Linked DNA regions of Homo sapiens: region 1 is linked to region 2. A link is an interaction called in ENCODE POLR2A ChIA-PET data of the cell type or tissue named here. Cell type or tissue: endothelial cell of umbilical vein. All regions are shown on one strand. Links, peaks and the distances in the headings refer to the core of each region. The heading gives the core; the rest is flanking DNA.

Region 1 (8,000 bases), core at 1-8,000, 240 kb before region 2:
CTAAGGTAAGTCCAGCCTCAGGCCAATCAGGTAGGTAGAGGCGAGGGATAGGAGGAGCCAAGTTTCATCCCTAGGAGGACATCTGTTCCCAGAACCAGCGACACCACACAGAAATAGATCACAGACACAAAGATGCTTTTAAAGGCAAAAATAGGCTAGGCCAGGCACAGTGGCTCATGCCTGTAATCCCAGCACCTTGGGAAGCTGAGGTGGGAGGATCGCTTGAGCTCAGTAGTTTGAGACCAGCCTGGGCAATGTGGTGAGACCCCATCTCTACAAAAAAATTAAAAATTAGCCGAGCATGGTGGCATGCACCTGTAGTCCCAGCTACTTGGGAGGCTGAGGCAGAAGGATCACTTGAGCCTGGGAGGTCGAGGCTGCAGGGAGCCAAGCTCGCACCACTGCATTCCAGCCTGTGCAACAGAGTAACACCCTGTCTGTCTCAACGGTAAAAAAATAAAGTAAAAAAGACTTTCCAAAAGCATGGAAAGACATTTCTTCTTCAGATTAGTATGGTTGTTTTGGGTTTTTTTTCAGGCAGGGTCTTGCTCTGTTGCCCAGGCTAGAGTGCAGTGGCGAGACCATGGCTCCCTATAGCAGTGACCTTCTGGGGTCAAGCAATCCTCTCTCCTCAGCCTCCAGAGTAGCTGGGACTACAGGCACAGGCCACTATGCCTGGCTAAATTTTTTATTTTTTGTAGAGATGGGGTCTCCCTATGTTGGCCAGGCTGGGCTCAAACTCCTGGCCTCAAATGATCCATCTGCCTCAGCTTCCCAAAGTGCTGGGATTAAGGCCTGAGCCACCGTGCCTGGCCCGCACCCAGTGAATCTTAATATATCTTTATCCCAGGCCCAACACAAGGTTTCCTAAGTAAATACAATGAACAAATGAACTACCAATCCTGAGTACTTTACAGCCACCGAAGAAGAAACTTAAATTCAGTTTCCAACCCCAGGAGGCAGCTAGCTGGCTTCCCTTGGGCATCAGACATTGGAGAAGGACACCCAGACGCCTCGGAGGCCTCAACCAAAAAGCCTTACTAATGCTGAGACAAGAGGCAGTTCCACACAGCGGTAGACACACAGAAGCTCTGCAGTCACCCCCGGGTCCTCATCCCAGCTCCACCATCCACTTACTGTGTGACCTCAGGCATGCCCCGTACCCTCTCTGAGCCTACTTCCTCATCCATTAAATGCAGGTCATAATGAAGACTTCCAAACTGCACGCAGCTACATAGTGCCCGCATCAGCTGGCCGTGTCAAGGACTGTGGGGATGTACAACCTGCTCATGTGAAACTGATTCGTGCTCCAACATGCTGGCCCAGGACAGCGAGGCTTCCTGACAAGGCTGGAGGGGTTCGTCTCTCGAGGCCAGTGACAGCAACTGCTGCACATGTCACACCTGCTGGTGGGGACTCAGGTTTCCAATAAGTGCTGAGAAGAAAACTCGTCAGCCACAGAGTGAGGTTCCAAAAGGGGGTCCTCTACAGCTCTTTTGTTTTTTTGAGACAGAGTCTTGCTCTGTTGCCCAGGCTGGAGTGCAGTGGTGCGATCTCAGCTCACTGCAACCTCCACCTCCCAGGTTCGAGCAATTCTTCTGCCTCAGCCTCCCAAGTAGCTGGGACTACAGGCATACGCCACCAGGCATGGCTAATTTTCCTTTTTTTTTTTTAGTAGAGACGGGGTTTCACCATGTTAGCCAGGCTGGTCTTGAACTCATGACTTCAAGTGATCTGCCCACCTCAGCCTCCCAGTGTTAGGATTACAGGTGTGAGCCACCCCACCCACCCTCTGCAGCTCTTAATGATGGCCTCTGCTTGGACACCCTACATAGGCTTTTGTGGACTGAGACCCCAGAAGCCCCCTCGCAGCGCCCACCCGAATGCTCAGAGCAATCTGCACAGAGCCATCGTGAGCTGAGCTGCACGTGTCACACTGAACGGGACCTGCCCGGCCCTCCTCGGCCGCCCAGCCCCAGACGCCACTCCTGCCCACCTTCACACCCTCCAGGAGTGCCTGGGGGTCCTCGATGCCCTCGGGGACACACTTCTTGTTCTCCGGGAGGGATTCCAGTTTCTCCACCAGAGCTTTCAGGCCCTTCAGTTCAAACTCAGTGAGATGGGTCCATTTGGCAGAGACCTCCGTGGCGGGAGAGCCGGTGGGGGTCTTGGGGTAGTCTACGGCCAATGTGGTGGACTTCACACTTTCCTCCGACTCATTAGACAAAGTCCTTTTGAGGAATCGCAGGGCAGGTGCTTTGGGCTTCTTCCCGAGGGCCTCCTGGTCCTCAGAGGGCGTGCTGGTGGGTGAAGTGGAGCCATCGGTGGGCGGTTTGGGTGCCCTGTCCCTGCCCTCGCCCTCCTCGTCCTTCTCCTCCTCCTCCTGAGGCTGCTGATCACAGGCCTCCTCCTCCATCTCCAGCCAGGAATCCGAAGAGAAGCCGTCTATGCTGGGCTTCCTCGGGGCATCTGTGGGGGCAGGGTCACAAGAAAGACCGAGATGACACCTAACTCCCTGCCAAGGTCTTTGGAACCTCCACTCACCAAAAGTCCCCTTTACTCCAGAGATCCAGCTTCTCTAACAATCCTAATGGTCAGTGCCTCCAGCCTCTGGAAAGGCCGTGGGGGACGCAGGTTCAGATCCCCACCCTGCTGCTTCCCGGCTGTGTGCACCCACATGGGTTGCCCCGCCTCTCTGAACACTGGCACTTTATTTATTTATATAAAGACAGTCTTGCTCAGTTGCCGAGGCTGGACTGTAGTGGCACAATCTCAGCTCGCTGCAACCTCCGCCTCCCGGGTTCAAGTGATCCTCCTGCTGGTGCGCCCACCACACTCAGCTAGTTTTTTTTTTAAGCTTTTTTTGTAGAGATGAGGTCTCGTTATATTGCCCAGGCTGGTATCTGGCACTTTACTTTTTAATGTCTAAAAATAAGTCGAGGCTGGGTGCAGTGGCTCACGCCTATAATCCCTACACTTTGAGGGGCCTAGGCGAGTGGATTGCTTGAGCCCAGGAGTTTGAGACCAGACTGAGAAACACAGTGAAACCCCATCTCTACAAAAAATACACAAATTAGCTGGGTGTGATGATGTGCACCTGTAGTCCCAGCTACTTGGGAGGCTGAGATGGGAGGATCACTTGAGCCTGGGAGGTGGAGGCTGCAGTAAGCCATGAATGCACCACTGCACTCCAACCTGGGCAACAGAGCAAGGCCCTGTCTCAAAAAATAATAATAATAATAATAATAATAATACTAAAATAAAATAAAAATAAGTCTAAGAGAGCATCTATTATATGATTCAACTCAGTGAAATGTCCCAGGCAGGGGACATCTATAGGGACAGAAAGTAGATGAGTAGTTGCCTAGGGCTGGGGAAAGGGCAGGGTAGGGAGATGAGACAACAGCTGAAGGGTATGAGTTTCTTTCTTTTCTTTTGTCTTTTCTCTTTTTTTTTTTGAGACAGAGTCTCGCTCTGTCACCCAGGCTGGAGTGCATTGGAGTGATCTCAGCTCACTGCAACCTCCATCTCCTGGGTTCAAGGGATTCTCCTGCCTCAGCCTCCCGAGTAGCTGAGATTACAGGTGAACCACCACACCCAGCTAATTTTTGTGTTTTTTAGTAGAGACAGGGTTTTACCTTGTTGGTCAGGTTGGTCTCGAACTCCTAACGTCAGGGATCCACCCGCCTCGGCCTCCCAAAATGCTAGGAATTTTTTTTTTTTTTTTTTTTTTTGAGACAGAGTCTCACTTTGTTGGCCAGACTGGAGTGCAATGGCGCGATCTCGGCACACCGCAACCTCCGCCTCCCAGGTTCAAGCGAGTCTCCTGCCTCAGCCTCCCGAGTACCTGGGATTACAGGCATGTGCCACCACACTGAACTAATTTCATATTTTTAGTAGAGACGAGGTGTCACCATGTTGGCCAGGCTGATCTCGAACTCCTGACCTCAAGTGATCCACACGCCTCAGCCTCCCAAAGTGCTGGGATTACAGGCGTGAGCCATCGCGCCCGGTGGTGCTAGGATTACAGGCATGAGCCACTGTGCCCGGCCCCGGGTTTCTTTTTGCGGTGATGAAAATGTGAAATTGACTGCAGCAGTGGCTGCATGTATCTGTGAATAGACTAAAAACCACTGGATTCTACACCCTAAATGGTGAATTGTGTGATATGGGAACTATATCCTAATAGGGCTGCTTAAAAAATATAAGGCAAAGGAAACACCCTCAGAAAGCCGTGGTGCGGAGTACACAGGTATCCCTGGGCACAGGCACTGGCACACAGCAGCTCTGGATGGAGGGGGTGTCTCCCTCACGTTGCCCCTTCTCATTGGCAGATGGACTGGGAGAGCCAGAGGGAAAACAGTGGCAGGAAAACGTAAGGAAGATGTGGGTACTGATTACCCAAGCACCACCTCGAGATTTCCTCCTGTGCCTGCGAATGGAATATTATTCTTCTGCCCTAAATGTCCAAGTGAAAGAACCAACCCTCGGCCTTCTGGCCTGGGGACTGCAGACACTCAGAAAGCCTCTCACTCTCCCCAGCCTCTGTCTCCGGGGGATCGTGGAGTTACTGTGATCATAGCGGCTCTCACGCTATTTCAGGATCATTTCCCTTCTCTCCTACCAGGCTGGGAGCTCCAGAAGGGCAGGTTGTAGGGTTTCGGGACTTTCCAACCCCCTGAATATCACATCATCAGGCGGGAATGAGGCTCGCGACAGACCTCACAGGCAAAGACTTCCCAGTGAAGGCCCCAGCAGAAACACTGGTTCCCCATCATACGCCCAGCCTGGAAACCCTGAACGTCATTAAGGATGGGGCATAAGGGAAGGGATGGAAGAGGCTTACTGTAAAGGGGAAATAAAAAAAGAATCTAAAAATCCTAGAGGCTGCAGGAAAAATTGTGCAGACCCTCAAGGAGACAGACCAGTCTCATCTTTCTATCCCCTGGTTAAAAAAAAAAAGATGCAGTGTCTGAGATGCTGCAGACTCTACATCATCCAGGAAAACCCCTGCACCACAACAGCTCAGACGCAGCCGAGAGGAATCACGTTCTTCCTCTAGATTGCTGGTCGGGGCTTGCAGTCACAGCCAGATCCAACTTCAGGGCGGGCGTCTGTGAGTCAAGATTCAAGGGCAGAGCCGTGTTCGGGGGGGATGATGTCCCTTTAAGTACTGGCAGCAGGGCTGGGCGCTGCAGCGGCTCCAAACACTCTCTCCTGCTCCTCCAGGCCCGCACCACCTGCCCTGGTCACCCCTCCTGCTGCCTCAAAGACAGCCTTGAGTTTTCAGAGACTGGCTGCATCTCACAGGACTGCTCTTACATAGATAAAAACCCAACCTCCAGTGCAGGAGGAAAAATCAGCTGGTGTCCACGGAAGAGCCAAAAGAACGAGGATTCTCTGCTCTGTGGGGTGATCCCGTTTTAGCAGCCAAGCCCGGGGCGGCCCCAACCTGCATCTACACAGCCATGGGCTGGAGGCCACACACGTGACTCTTTTGGGGATCCGAATTCATTTTCTTGGACTCTGTATTCCAGGTGGGAAACTGGCAAGAATGGCTTCCCCTGAGGGGTTCCTAGGATTCTGCCCAATACACTGATTCAACGAATCCCCAAAACTCAGGGAGTGTCTCCAGGCCCCACTGAGAAAATGATTTCTGCCCCAGCTGTGCAGCCGAGGCCGTGGGCTCCCTCCGGTTCACTCACCAATAAGCATCGACTCCCTCTGGTATTCCTGAGTGAGGTGGGAGCGCTGGGTCACACAGTACACGTATCTCTCCAGGACATACCAGCACATCTCATAGTAGAAGGGGTAACGGAATTTGGGCTGCACCTGAAAGCAAAGACGCAGGCAGGCAGAGGTCAGTTTCCAGAGGGCGAAGGGGGAAGGAGGGAGAGAAGTGCGGGGCAGGCTCCCTGCAGGTGAGGGTCACTGTCATCATCTTAGCGAGAGCATGGATGGTCGGGGGAGAAATGGTGGGGTGCTGGAAGGGAGATGCCGGCAGCATGCACAAATGAGGCGGAGGACGAGGCCCGCATGAGCGCCTCATCTCAAAGGTCCCTGAGCTGCACGCCCCAGAGGTTGGATGGGGGCCACTTGATGCTCCCGTGAGATGCAGAAAAACAGAATTCTCCCCTGACCTGCCTGCAGAGAGTGTGGGCACCTGCAGGTGGGAGCCGCTGCCTGATTCTAGCTACAACAGACATAGGTTCCTCCTTGTTTCTGAAAATTCCTGCACAGATTCTGCTGTTCCTCCCTCCTGCTTGAAAACCAGAAATCAACTTCCAAGCCTTATCTATTTGCAGACAGGTTATGGAGCCTCCTCCTGTTTGTTGGGAGGGAGGCCAGGCCAGCGGACCAATAAGAGTGAGGGGGTGTGGCCTCGCCTACCTCCAGGGGTGGGGCCTTGAAGGGGTCCATCTCCTGCTCCTCCCCACACCCGTCTGGCACTGCCCAGCCTGCAAGGCCACAAGGGCTCCCTCTGACAGAGGTCCCAGGTATGACCTGAGACCAGCGTGATGCTGAGCTGAGGGAGACACATCTCGGGTCTGGAGCAGGAGATCCCTTTTGTCCCACCTCTGTCACCCAGGCTGGAGTGCAGTGGCACGATCATAGCTCACTCAGCCTCGACCTCCTGGGCTCAAGCGACCCTCCTGCCTCAGCCCTGTGAGTAGCTGGGACTACTGGCGCGCGCACCACCACGCCTGGCTGGGTTTTTTTGTATTTTTTGTAGAGATGGGGTTTGCCATGTTGCTGGTTGGCTGTTTATCATAGAAGAGGAAGTAAAGGTGGAGACAGCTTTGTGTACTAGAACTGTCAAAAGGCCTGAGCCCCGGGAGATTCCACGGGGGGCAGTTCAGGGTCTGTACAGATGAGATGTCACCGAAAGATGGGAAGGAAACAACGCCACTGATGGACCCAACACAAGGATGGAAAGAGGTCCCTGACACCCACACGGGGCCTCTCCTGCAGAGGCCACACGATGGTCTCACATGCCCACACTCACACCTTGCTCCCTGGCTCTCTTGCCAAGAGGGTGTCTGCGGGGACGAGAAAGCCCTCCTCCCCTCCCTGATCCTATGCGAACTCAGGGAGTTGGATGGTGAACAATTACATTCTCCCACCTTCTAATCACACTCCCCTGCCCCTAATATCTTCACTCCCCTAATCGCACTCACCCATCCCCCCATTCACACTCCCCATCCCCCCATCACACTCCCCACCCTCCTATTCACACTCTCCACCCTCCTATTCACACCCCCCCACCCCCTAATCACACTCCCCACCCCCTAATCACACTCCCTATCCCCCTCTAATTACACTCCCCATCCCCCTCTAATCACACTCCCCACCCCCTCTAATCACACTCCCTATCCCCCTCTAATTACACTCCCCATCCCCCTCTAATCACACTCCCCACCCCCAATCACACTCCCCACCCCCAATCACACTCCCCACCCCCTCTAATCACACTCCCCACCCCCAATCACACTCCCCACCCCCTCTAATCACACTCCCCGTCCCCCAATCACACTTCCCATCCCCCAATCACACTCCCCATCCCCTGATCACACTCCCCATCCCCCTAATCACACTCCCCACCCCCTAATCACACTCCCCACTCCCCTAATCACACTCCCCATCCCCTAATCACACTCCCCATCCCCCAATCACACTCCCCATCCCCCAATCACACTCCCCGCCCCCAATCATACTCCCCGCCCCCAATCATACTCCCCATCCCCCAATCACACTCCCCATCCCCTGATCACACTCCCCATCCCCCTAATCACACTCCCCACCCCCTCTAATTACACTCCTCATCCCCCTAATCACACTCCCCACCCCCCTGATCACACTCCCCACCTCCAAATCGCACTCGCCACCCCCTCTAATCACACTCGCCACCCCCAACCACACTCTGCCACCCCCTAATCACACTCTCCCACCCTCCCCGAATCACACTTGCCCACCTCCACTGCCCTGCTCTCTGCTGACAA
Region 2 (12,438 bases), core at 1,790-9,789:
TAATTCCTCAAGACCCATGTTGACCTTGTCTGTATCATTCTAATTTTGGTACATGTGCTGCCAAAGTGAGCAGTGGCTTATTGTTTTTGTTTTTATTTTTATTTTTTGAGACGGAGTTTCATACTTTCGCCCAGGCTGGAGTGAAGTGGCGTGGTCTTAGTTCACTGCAACCTCCGCCCCCTGGGTTCAAGTGATTCTCCTGCCTCAGTCTCCCAAGTAGTTGGGATTACAGACGCCCGCCTGGCTAATTTTTACATTTTTAGTAGAGACGGGGTTTTGCCATGTTGGCCAGGCTGGTCTCGAACTCCTGACCTCTGATCTACCTGCCTCAGCCTCCCAAAGTGCTGGGATTACAGGCGTGAGCCAGCGCGTCCGGCCAGCTTATTGTTTTTAATGTCATGGTCTTCATCTCCCATGCTGGTTTCCCTAGATTGTTGGTGTTTGTCTTAGAAGTCCAGAGATAAGGGGTTGTTTCCCTGCCTGTGGTGGTATTTATTTGGAGGTATGTGATGGTGGCAAAGTCAAGAAGTTACTGTTTTCTGTTCCCCCAGCACTGGGGCGAAGTCTCTTATATTTTTCCTGGCCTTGTGGCCCTGAATGGTTATTTCAGGAATGAGCTATTGAATTCATTGGAGTGACTGTGTCTGGAGTGGGGAGGGTGGCTTTAAGGAAAGGGGTATGTGCTTTTCTTAGTTGACCTAACAGGAACTCTCTTCATTGTCAGGATCAGAAACTCAACTCAAAGTGAACACTAAATAAAGAGTGATTTATTGGCTGGGTGTGGTGAGTCACGCCTGTAATCCCAGCACTTTGGCAGGCCGAAGCGGGCAGGTCACAAGGCCAGGAGTTCGAGACCAGCCTGGCCAATATGGTGAAACCCCATCTCTACTAAAAATACCAAAAAAAAAAAAATTAGCTGGGCGTAGTTGTGGGCACCTGTAGTCCCAGCTACTTGGGAGGCTGAGGCAGGAGAATCGCTTGAACCCAGGAGGCGGAGGTTGCAGTGAGCCAAGATCATGCCACTGCACTCCAGCCTGGGTGACAGAGCGAGACTCTCTCAAAAAAAAAAAGAAAAGAAAATGAGCTGTTCATATTCTCCCACACACCCTCCCCCGGGTCCCCTGTTCTTCAGGAGACGCACAGGATCTACAAGCAGAAGCTGGAGGAGCTGGCTGCGCTGCAGACGCTGTGTAGCAGTTCCATCAGTAAGCAGAAGAAGCACCTCAAGGACTTGAAGCTTACACTCCAGAGGTAGGTGCAGCTGTAGCCCGGGGGCTGCCCTGGTTCTGAGGGACAGAAGTCCAACTCAAAACAGGCTGAAGCAGAGAATGGAAATCTCAGTGGAAAAAGACAGGACTGGGAGTTGCTTCAGGCATCACTGGATCCAGGAGTCAAAGGGTGTTTTGGGGCATGTATTTTTCCCTCTAAATTCTGCCTTCCTCTGGATTGGTGTCACTCTCAGGGTGACTGTCCCCTTCACCAGCAGTGCCAGGCTTATATTCTCCAGCCTTGCTTCCTGCCGGCTGTGCCACCCTGGCTGAAGGAGAGTGTCTCTCTTTTTTTTTTTTTTTTTTTCTTGAAATGGAGTCTTTCACTCTGTTGCCCAGGCTGGAGTGCCATGGCATGATTTCGGCTCACTGCAACCTCTGTCTCCTGGGTTCAAGCGATTCTCCTGCCTCAGCCTCCTGAGTAGCTGTGATTACAGGCATGAGCCACTGTGCCTGGCCGAGAGTTTCTCGTTCCCAGTACTTCAGCCGACATTCTGGGTTCAGTCCTCATTGGCTGGGATTGGTTGAATGCCCATTTGTGAACCAATCACTGAGAAGCTGCTTGGGCAGCGCCATGCCGTGTGCTAAGTCTGTGGCCCTGGGCGGTGGAGGGATGGCCACATGGGTGATGGGAGAAGAAGATAAGTAGTTTCCCGGGTGAAAGTTGGGTGCTGTTATAGGAAGGTGCCCTGCCGGACAAGTAAGCAGGCAGCGTCCTTTTGTGGGTGTGGGGTGCCCTCCCCACTGGGGTTGCTGGTGTAGTGGCCACTAGGCTGCCATCCCTGGTGGAGATGTGCTTGAGCTCATAGCTTAGTTCAGTTCCCAAGGCCTGGATCGTGTTCATTTCCTGACACTCATGGTCTCCAGGTCTGGGAAGTCCCCTCCTGCCTGGTATGTGAAGGGGCCCAGTGGATGCCGTGACCCCATTGTCAGGCAGGGAAACTGAGGCTCCAAGTGACTTGTCCCAGGTCACTTAGCTGGGCCTCCATTTTAGAATCTGGGACTCCTGGTCAACTCTTTCCTTGTGGACAATTTTGGAGGAAGGTCCTGATTATAGCTCTCAGTGTGGCTGGCCATTTTGGAAATGGAGGCCCGCAACTAAGGGGTAGAGAGTGTGGATGGCCCTGTGCAAACACGTCACCAGATGTGGCTTTGGAAAAACACATCTTGGTAATGGCAGGGCTCAGAGTCTAGAGTTTCTTCAGATTCTCAGTGATTGCTTCACAGATGGGCACATGGCGAACCCCAGCACTATTGATGGGTCTTTGTGGGGGCCGTGCAGTGCACTGTGGGATAGTGAGTAGCATCCCTGGCCTCTGCCCACTGATGCCAGTAGCACTCCTGCCCCAGGTGTGTCCACCAAGATCTCTCCAGGCATTGCCAGCTGTCCTCAGTTGAGAAGTGCTGGGTTAGAAGGTTGACCCGTGAGTTAGGGTCTTAGACCAAGGACCCCTGTCATTCTGAGATGTGTCTGCTGACTTGTTTTCTGGTTTTGAGAGTTCCGTGTTACCAAAGAATAACAGACCATGATTGGTCGACTGCTTATGCTTTCAGGTGCCTTTTTGTCTGTCTCTTGGTCATCTGTAGGTTATTCCTTTATTTCTATTTTTTAAAATTATTTTCATTCATTCATTCATTCATTCAGAGATGAAGTCTCGCTCTGTTGCCCAGGCTGGGGTGCAGTGGTGCAATCTCGGCTCACTGCAACCTCTGCCTCCCGGGTTCAAGCAATTCTTCCTGTCTCAGCCTCCCGAGTAGCTGGGATTACAGGTGCCCGCCACCACGCCCAGCTAATTTTTGTACTTTTACTAGAGACAGGGTTTCACCATGTTGGCCAGGCTGGTCTCAAATTCCTGACCTTAAGTGATCATCCTGCCTCGGCCTCCCAAAGTGCTGAGATTACAGGTGTGAGCCACCATGCCTGGCCTTACTTTTTTTGAGATAGTGTCTTGCTCTGTCACCCAGGCTGGAGTGCAGTGGCGCAATCACGGCTCACCACAGCCTTGATCTCCTGGGCTCAAGCGATCCTCCCACCTTAGCCTCATGAATACTAGGACTACATGCATGTACCACCATGCTTGGTTGTTGTTTTTTGTTATTGTTGTTGTTGTTTTTGAGATGGAGTTTTGCTCTGTCACCCAGGCTGGAATGCAGTGGTGCTATCTTGGCTCACTGAACCTCTGCCTCCCGGGTTCAAGTGATTCTCCTGCCTCAGCCTCCCAAGTAGCTGGGATTATAGGGGCCTGCCACCACACCCAGCTGATTTTTATATTTTCAGTAGAGACAGGGTTTTGCCATTTTGGCCAGGCTGGTCTCGAACTCCTGACTTCAGGTGATCTGCCCACTTCAGTTTCCCAAAGTGCTGGGATTACAGGCATGAGCCACCACACCCAGCCCCTGGTTGTTTTCTTAAACCGCCCCCCCACTTTTTTTTTTTTTTGAGACAGAGTTTCGCTCTTGTTGCCCAGGCTGGAGTGCAATGGTGCGATCTTGGCTCACTGCAACCTCTGCCTCCCGGGTTCAAGCGATTCTCCTGCCTCAGCCTCCCGAGTAGCTGGGATTACAGGCATGCACCACCATGCCCAGCTAATTTTGTATTTTTAGTAGAGACGGGGTTTCTCCATATTGGTCATGCTGGTCTTGAACTCCCAACCTCAGGTGATCGGCCCACCTCAGCCTCCCAACGTATTGGGATTACAGGCTTGAGCCACTGCACCCGGCCTTGGTTGTTTTCTTTAATTAATTTTTTATAGAGACGGGGTCTTGCTATGTTAGTCAGGCTGGTCTCAAACTCATGGCCTCAAGTGATCCTCCTGCCCTGGCCTCCCAAAGTGCTGGGATCATAGGCGTATGTGCTGGGACTATAACATCATGCCTGCTAGCTATTTCTTTAGAAAAATGAGAAGAAGGCCGGGCGTGGTGGCTCACGCCGGTAATCCCAACACTTTGGGAGGCCGAGGCAGGCAGATCATGAGGTCAGGAGATCGAGACCATCCTGGCTAACATGGTGAAACCCCATCTCTTCTAAAAATACAAAAAAAAAATTAGCTGGGCGTGGTGGCAGGCACCTGTAATCCCAGCTACTTGGGAGGCTGAGGCAGGAGAATGGCGTGAACCCAGGAGGCGGAGCTTGCAGCGAGCCGAGATGGCGCCACTGCACTCCAGCCTGGGCGACAGAGCAAGACTCTGTCTCAAAAAAAAAAAGAAAAGAAAAGAAAAATGAGAAGAAAAATAGTATTGTCAGTAATTATCCCTTGAGCTCATACTATCAAGTATTATTCTAGATGCTCTATGCTGTACTTACTCATTTAATCCTCACCAGGCTATTGTCTGTGAGGTAGGCTTGAGGTTATCCCGGCTTTTCAGGTATGGAAAATAAGGCAGAGAGGTTTAAGGACTTTCTGAAAGTCACAAGACTACCTGGGAGGCAGCATCACTCCTCCAACCCCGAGAGTTGAGATGGGGAACTGCGGTTGCGAGAGGCACTGGGGTAGAAGGTGGGAGGCTGGGGTAGAAGGCGGGAGGCTGGGGTAGAAGGCGGGAGGCACTGGGGTAGAAGGCGGGAGGCTGGGGTAAAAGGCGGGAGGCTGGGGTAGAAGGCGGGAGGCTGGGGTAGAAGGCGGGAGGCTGGGGTAGAAGGCGGGAGGCTGGGGTAGAAGGCGGGAGGCTGGGGTAGAAGGCGGGAGGCTGGGGTAGAAGGCGGGAGGCTGGGGTAGAAGGCGGGAGGCTGGGGTAGAAGGCGGGAGGCTGGGGTAGAAGGCGGGAGGCTGGGGTAGAAGGCGGGAGGCTGGGGTAGAAGGCGGGAGGCACTGGGGTAGAAGGCGGGAGGCTGGGGTAGAAGGCGGGAGGCTGGGGTAGAAGGCGGGAGGCTGGGGTAGAAGGCGGGAGGCTGGGGTAGAAGGCGGGAGGCTGGGGTAGAAGGCGGGAGGCTGGGGTAGAAGGCGGGAGGCTGGGGTAGAAGGCGGGAGGCTGGGGTAGAAGGCGGGAGGCTGGGGTAGAAGGCGGGAGGCTGGGGTAGAAGGCGGGAGGCTGGGGTAGAAGGCGGGAGGCTGGGGTAGAAGGCGGGAGGCTGGGGTAGAAGGCGGGAGGCTGGGGTAGAAGGTGGGAGGCACTGGGGTAGAAGGTGGGAGGCTGGGGTAGAAGGTGGGAGGCACTGGGGTAGAAGGTGGGAGGCTGGGGTAGAAGGTGGGAGGCACTGGGGTAGAAGGTGGGAGGCTGGGGTAGAAGGTGGGAGGCACTGGGGTAGAAGGTGGGAGGCTGGGGTAGAAGGTGGGAGGCACTGGGGTAGAAGGTGGGAGGCTGGGGTAGAAGGTGGGAGGCACTGGGGTAGAAGGTGGGAGGCTGGGGTAGAAGGTGGGAGGCTGGGGTAGAAGGTGGGAGGCTGGGGTAGAAGGTGGGAGGCACTGGGGTAGAAGGTGGGAGGCTGGGGTAGAAGGTGGGAGGCTGGGGTAGAAGGTAGGAGGCACTGGGGTAGAAGGTGGGAGGCTGGGGCCCGGGGAGTCCATAGCCCTCCTCCCTCTGAGTGACGCCCCTTCCCCTGTGCCTGCATCTCTGTCCGCAGGTGCAAACGCCATGCCAGTCGGGAGGAGGCGGAGCTCGTTCAGCAGATGGCAGCGAACATCAAGGAGCGGCAGGACGTCTTCTTCGACATGGAGGCCTACCTGCCCAAGAAGAACGGGTAGGAGCTGGCAACCTCCCCACCCCTAGCACAGGCCCATGCCCAGGCCTAGCACAGCTGGTCCATATAACTCTCGCCTTCCTGCTGGTGCTCAGATTGAAGGGGAAAGAGGGAAACAAGGGCAGGAGAGATAAGGAGCCTTCCTTACACATTCCTCCATGAGCCCAGGAGGGGACCTTAGCCACACCGTGTGACAGCAGCATTCCTGGGAGGTCCGTTGCAAGGAACCAGCACTCACTGCATGCCTGCTGACACCTGGGGTTAAGAGGGAAACTGTCCTCTCCCAGGAGAACAAACATGCATTGCGTGCCTCCTGCACGCTCAGAGCTGTGCCGGGACCTCCTGTGATGTCACCTGGTTTATCCTCAACAATCTGTGCGTCAGACCAAGAGATGCCCATTTTTACAAGATTCAGAGACATCAGCGAATGTTTGGCCACACCAGGATGTGAACAGCAGACATTCTGACTCCAAAGCCCACGTTCTTTGTATTTTCCCCCTTCAGAGAAGTCCCCGTTCCCTCCCTTAAGTGATGTCATTGCCACCTTGTTCTGGAGAGAGAGAGCTGCTTACAGCCTCATATCATCATGACCTGACTTAACGCTGCTGAGCACAGTCAGTTCACCCTGACCCTGTTTTCCGGATCAGCCTCGCGCTGAGTCAGAGCCGTGCATTAGGAGGAGGGGCTCCTTTCAGGCCTGTAGCGGGTGGGAGGGAGCTGGCTAGCCCTGTTATATTTTAACCCATTCCTCCGAGCTTCTCCTTTTTGACTGTGTTCGAATAGACCCCATGAGTTAAGTGATGATCATTTTCTGCAGAATGAGCAGCAGCCTAGCATTCGTGACCCTCTTACAGTGTCATGCGTGTCTGCCTTCCTGCCCCTCTGTCCCTAGGCCTCTGTGCCTCTTAACCTCAGTTGGGAATCTTTGGATTGCAAACGATAGAAAACCCAACTCAAGGCCGGGCGCGGTGGCTTGTGCCTGTCATCCCAGCACTTCGGGAGGCCGAGGTGGGAGGATCACTTGAGCCCAGGAATTCAAGACCAGCCTGGACAACATTGTGAGACCACATCTCTACAAAACTTTAACAAAATTGGTGTGCTGGTGTGTACCCATAATCCCAGCTACTTTGGCGACTGAGGTGGGAGGACTACTTGAGCCTAGAGGTTCAAGACTGCAGTGACGCTGGGCACAGTGGCTCATGCCTGTAATCCCAGCACTTTGGGAGACGGAGGCAGGTGGATCACTTAAGGTTAGGAGTTCAAGACCAGCCTGGCCAACATGGTGAAACCCCTAAACCTACTAAAAATACAAAAATTAGCTGGCCTGGTGGCACGTGCCTGTAATCCCAGCTACTTGGGAGGCTGAGGCAGCAGAATTGCTTGAACCCAGGAGGTGGAGGTTATAGCGAGTCCTGATCGTGCCACTGCAGTCCAGTCTGGGTGACAGACCGAGACTCTGTCTCAAAAAAAAAAAAAAACAAAAAACACTGCAGTGAGCTATGATCATACCATTGCACTCTAGCCTGGGCAACAGAGTGAGACCCTGTCTCTAAAAATAATAACAATGATAATAATAATAATAATGAAAAATAAAGAAAATTCTTTAAAAATTGACCTAGAGGTTGTACCTTTGCCTCCACCTCATTGGCTATGCTTAGTCACCTGCTCACATCTGGCTGCAAGGCAGGCTTAGAAATACGGTCTCTAGGGTAGCATGGAGGAGAAATCGACTCCTCACACTGTCCTGTCACAGGTTAATGTCCTTTGGTTAGTTGTCATTCTCACTCGATGTGGGGGCCCATTTGCCCGCTGAGCTTAGGCCCCCTATCTTCTAACATCAGTGCTTGGGATGTGCTCATTAAGTGTGTTGAGTTTGAATGTTGTTGATTCGCACCCACCTGCTAAGGATCATGCCCCTCACAGGTGTTTCCTTCCAGGCTCTACTTGAACCTGGTCCTCGGCAATGTGAACGTGACCCTCCTCAGCAACCAGGCCAAGTAAGTGTCCCCCACCCACCACCCAGACCCACACCTCACACCGCCCCCACACCCACACCCACACCCCAAACCCCACACTGAGAACCCACACCCCACATCCACACCCACACCAACACCCCACACCTCAAACCCACACCCACACTCCACACCAACACCCCACCCACACCAACACCAACACCAACACCACACCCACACCCCACACTGCGAACCCACACCCACACCCACACCCACACCCCACACCACACACTCAAAACCCACACCCCATGCCAACACCCCACCCACACCCTACACCCACACCCCATACTCACACCCCACACTCCACACTCACACTCCACACCTTACAGCCACACCTACACCCCACACCCCATACACAACACCCCACACCAACACCACACACCACACTCCACACCCCATACCCACACCCCACACCCACACCACACACCACACCCCACATCCCACACCCACACCCCACACCCCACACCCACACCTCACCCCACACCCCACACTAACACCCCACACCCACACCACACACCCCACACCCACACCCCACACCCCACACCCCATATTCACACCCCACACCCAACACCCACACCCCAAACTGACACCCACTCTCTACACCCATATCACACTCCACACTCACACCCCACACCTACACCCCACACCCACACCCCAAACCCAAACCCACACCCCACACCTTACACCCATACCTATACCCCAAACCCACACCCCACACCTAACACCCCATACCCCACACCCACACCTATACTCACACCCCACACCCAACACCCCACACCCCCATTCACACCCCACACCTAATACCCAACACCCCACACCCCACACCGACACCTATACCCACACCCCACACCCACACCCCATACCCCACACCCACACCACACACCCCACACCCACACCCCACCCCACACCCACACCCCACCCCACACCCCATATTCACATCCCACCCCACTCTCACCCCACACCCTATCCTACACCCCAACCCACACCCCGTCTCACGCTTTTCACCTGGCTCAGAGGCCTCCGGCATTCTGTTCCTTCAGCTCAGGGAAGTTGCATCTAAGCTAGAATTTTTGCATAAATAAAAACCTGGTCACAGGTGAGGCGCTGGCTTTTGGAGTTTCTGACACTCTCCTCCTCTGTAGGTAGAGCACCTGGGAGAGGGTTGGTTCCTTGGTTCCTTCCCTTCCTTCCCTCCCTCCCCTCCCTCCCCTCCCTCCCTTCCTCCAAGTCAGTATGTTGGGTGGACAGGACTTCCCATTTCGCACAAGAAATGGCCCTGCTCTGTTTCACGCCCTATCACACACATAGGGAGATGGGCAGTCCAGTCTACTCTGAGTCTACCCCATTTCCAGACAGCCGCAAACCCTGGCCTTTCAGCAGCAGCAGTTGGTTGAGGGAAGAGGCCCTGTCTCTGCCCCCTGCCTGTCCCCAGCATGGGCCCAGAGCCCCAGACCAGAGTCCAGGGACATGGGCCTTCTGCATACTTGGCCCTCTTCCCCTCATTGGTCACCACTAACCCGTCAAGGCCAGGTCTTTCCTTTAGTGGAATGGGAAGGTCCTTATGGGCCATGGCAGTGGCTGAAGGACAAGGGTCTGATGGGGCTGAGGGCCATGCCCAGGTGCTGGAATAGTCATGGTAAGGGGCACACCCCTGGGCGTGTCTGTCGTGGCAGGTTCGCCTACAAGGACGAATATGAGAAGTTCAAGCTCTACCTGACCATCATCCTGCTCCTGGGTGCCGTGGCATGTCGATTTGTCCTTCACTACAGGTAGTGGGTGTGGCCGTGTGTGCCTGGGCCTGGGCATGCAGACGTCAGGTGGGGGCCGGGAGAGAGGGATCCAGGGGACCCGGAGCCTCTCCTGCTTCTGTGTTGTTTGGCATGATGAGGTGTAGGGGAGAGAGGGGCCATTTCTCATGGGAAATGCCAGTCCTGTCTGCCCCACCTCCATCCAACAAGTATCTGTTAAACGGCTGCTGGAAAGGCCTTGTACTGTACTAGTTAAGAAGGAGTTCATTACCTGGCGCGGTGGCTCACGCCTGTAATCCCAGTACTTTGGGAGGCCGAGGCAGGCAGATCATTTGAGGTCAGGAGTTCAAGACCAGCCTGGCCAACATGGTGAAACCCTGTCTCTACTAAAAATGCAAAAATTAGCCAGGCATGGTGGAGTATGTCTTTAGTCCCAGCTACTCGGAAGGGTGAGACAGGAGAATCGCTTGAACCCAGGAGGCAGAGGTTGCAGTGAGTTGAGATCGCTGCACTCCAGCCTGGGTGACAGAGTCTTGCTCTGTCACCCCAAAAAAAAGGAGTTCACTGTGGTCTATCTGTACAGTGGCATATCATTCAGCTATGAAGAGAAATGAAAAGTTGGGCGTGGTGGCTCACACCTGTAATCCCAGTACAGTACTTTGGGAGGCAGGAGGACTACTCGAGGTCAGGAGTTTGAGCCTATCCTGGGTAACACAGCAAGACCCCCATCTCTACAAAGATAAAAAATAAAATTATTTAGCTGGGTGCAGTGGCTCACACCTGTAATCTCAGCACTTTGGGAGGCTGAGATGGGAGGACTGTTTGAGTCCAGGAGTTTGAGGCTGCAGTGAGCCATGATCACACCACTGCACTTTAGCCTTGGGGACAGAGGGAGACCTGGTCTGAACAAAAGGGAGAGAGAAATGAAGTACTGTCACCAGTACGGAGCCAGGCTGCAGCATGGATGAACCTTGAAAATGTGATGCTGAGTTAAAGAACCAGTCACAAAAAGATACACAGTAGGATTCCATTGCTGAGAACTGCCCAGAACAGGCAAATCTATAGAGACGGGGAGTAGGTGAGTGGTGGCCAGGGGCTGCGGGAGGCAGGAAGGAGGGCATGACTGCTACTGGGTACAAGGTTTTTTTTTAGAGTAATAAGAATGTTCTCCCAGCCTGGGCAACATGGTCAAACCCTGTCTCTACTGAAAATACAAAAATTAGCCAGGCGTGGTGGTGGGTGCCTGTAATCCCAGCTACCCAAGAGGTTGAGGCAGGAGAATCACTTGAACCTGGGAGGCAGAGGTTGCAATGAGCCAAGATTGTGCCACTGCACTCCAGCCTGGACAACAGAGCGAGACCTTGTCTCAAAAACAAACAAAAAAAAAAAGAATGTTCTGGAGTTAGGTAATGGTTGTACAACTCTGAATATACTAAAAATCACTAAATTATATACTTTAAAAGAACAAGTTTTATGGTATGTGAATTATATCCCAATTATATTTAAAAAAAAAAAGAGAAAAAGAGAAAAGAAAATGGTTTTGAGACCAACTGGCTGTTACTATGGGCAGGTTCCCTCTGGGAGCCTCAGTCTCCCCATCTGTAAAACAAGGGTGACGGCAGTCCCTGCCTCACAGGGCTGTGACAATTCAGGGAGCTGGCACCGTGTGTGGAAGCTCCACCCTGGCTGGCACGTGGAGGCGCTGCTGGGGGTGCTCCCCAGCTGCTGGTACCGTCCAAGTGCAGCACAGCCATGCCGTGAGGCTGTGGGCTGCTGCTGCCCTGCCTGGGCTGCTGTTCCTTTCTCTGGCCCTGGGTTCTCTGTCCCCAGGGGAAGCGGTCAAGTACGGTTTGGGCATTTGGCCTATGTGCCAAGCGTTTATTGCCTGGCAGGCACTTGGCTGGGCATCCGGCTGCTGGTCTGGCCACTTGAATGCCCAAACAAAGGCTCTTTCAGGCCCTGGGCCCGTGCTCGCCTGCTGCCCAGAGCCTGGCCTGTTTCCACGAGGGCAAAGGCTGCACACATCTGTACTACTCCTCATGTGCCTCCCTCAAAGAGGGTAAAAGTTGTCAATGTGCAGCCACAGTCCCTTGCACAGGGACCTCCAGGGCCCTCCGAAGGCAAACCCTTGCTGTCCTGAGGCCCAAGGTTCCCCGAGGGCCTGGGCGTCTCTTTTTCTCCTACCTGCTTCTGTGTTCATCTCCTAGGGCCACTGTAACTAAGTACCATAGACTGGGGGCTTAAAACGACAGACACATTTTCCCACAGTTCTGGAAGCCGGCGGTCTGAAAGCAGGGCGTGGCAGGGCCATGCCGCTCCACAGGCTTCGGGGAGGGAGGACCCTTCCTCGCCTCTCCAGCTTCTGGGAATTGCCAGCAAGCCCGTATTGCCTGGCTTAAAGCTGTGTTTCACTCGCCTCTGTCTCTGTCACCACGCCACACGGCCTCCTTCCCTAGTGTAAGGACACTAGACACTGGATTTAGAGCCCACCCTAACACAGTATGACCTCATTTGAACTAATTCCATCTACAAAGACCCTGTTTCCAAATAAGGTCACATTCTGAGGTCCCAGTGGACGTGAATTTTGGAAGGATGCTATTCAACCCAGTACACCTTCTATAGGCTAAAAACGGGGCAGAGGAGGGGGATTGGACGGGCCGTTCATCTCTGTGCCGGTGCCCCCGGGAAGCCTGCCCTGCTGTTTAACCTTAGGCAAATGACGAACCTCTCCC

The links. Peaks named below come from ENCODE experiments on the same cell type or tissue, not always from the same donor. Only the 100,000 strongest peaks of a DNase experiment are listed, where the experiment ranks them.
Region 1: POLR2A ChIA-PET joins it to region 2 with 5 read pairs; 4 of 35 experiments call an interaction of 5 or more read pairs at or near these places.

The regions. Positions count from the first base shown.
Region 1 is chr12:121,507,571-121,515,570 of GRCh38, forward strand. It overlaps KDM2B (lysine demethylase 2B), which reads right to left. Exons shown (of 23, transcript NM_032590.5): 10 at 5,706-5,832; 11 at 1,997-2,469. Among named protein-coding and RNA genes, the nearest start is that of MIR7107, 67 kb to the left of the region's middle. RefSeq lists a silencer at 6,214-6,507 and enhancers at 6,725-6,794, 7,105-7,214, 7,707-8,000. In endothelial cell of umbilical vein, for the core only: no CTCF peak of the experiment used is centred there; no DNase peak of the experiment used is centred there.
Region 2 is chr12:121,742,497-121,754,934 of GRCh38, forward strand. TMEM120B (transmembrane protein 120B) reads left to right here. Exons shown (of 12, transcript NM_001080825.2): 2 at 1,133-1,251; 3 at 5,830-5,946; 4 at 7,884-7,943; 5 at 9,632-9,727. Among named protein-coding and RNA genes, the nearest start is that of TMEM120B, 36 kb to the left of the region's middle. In endothelial cell of umbilical vein, for the core only: no CTCF peak of the experiment used is centred there; a DNase peak (open chromatin) is centred at 6,555; H3K27ac peaks cover 1,594 bases.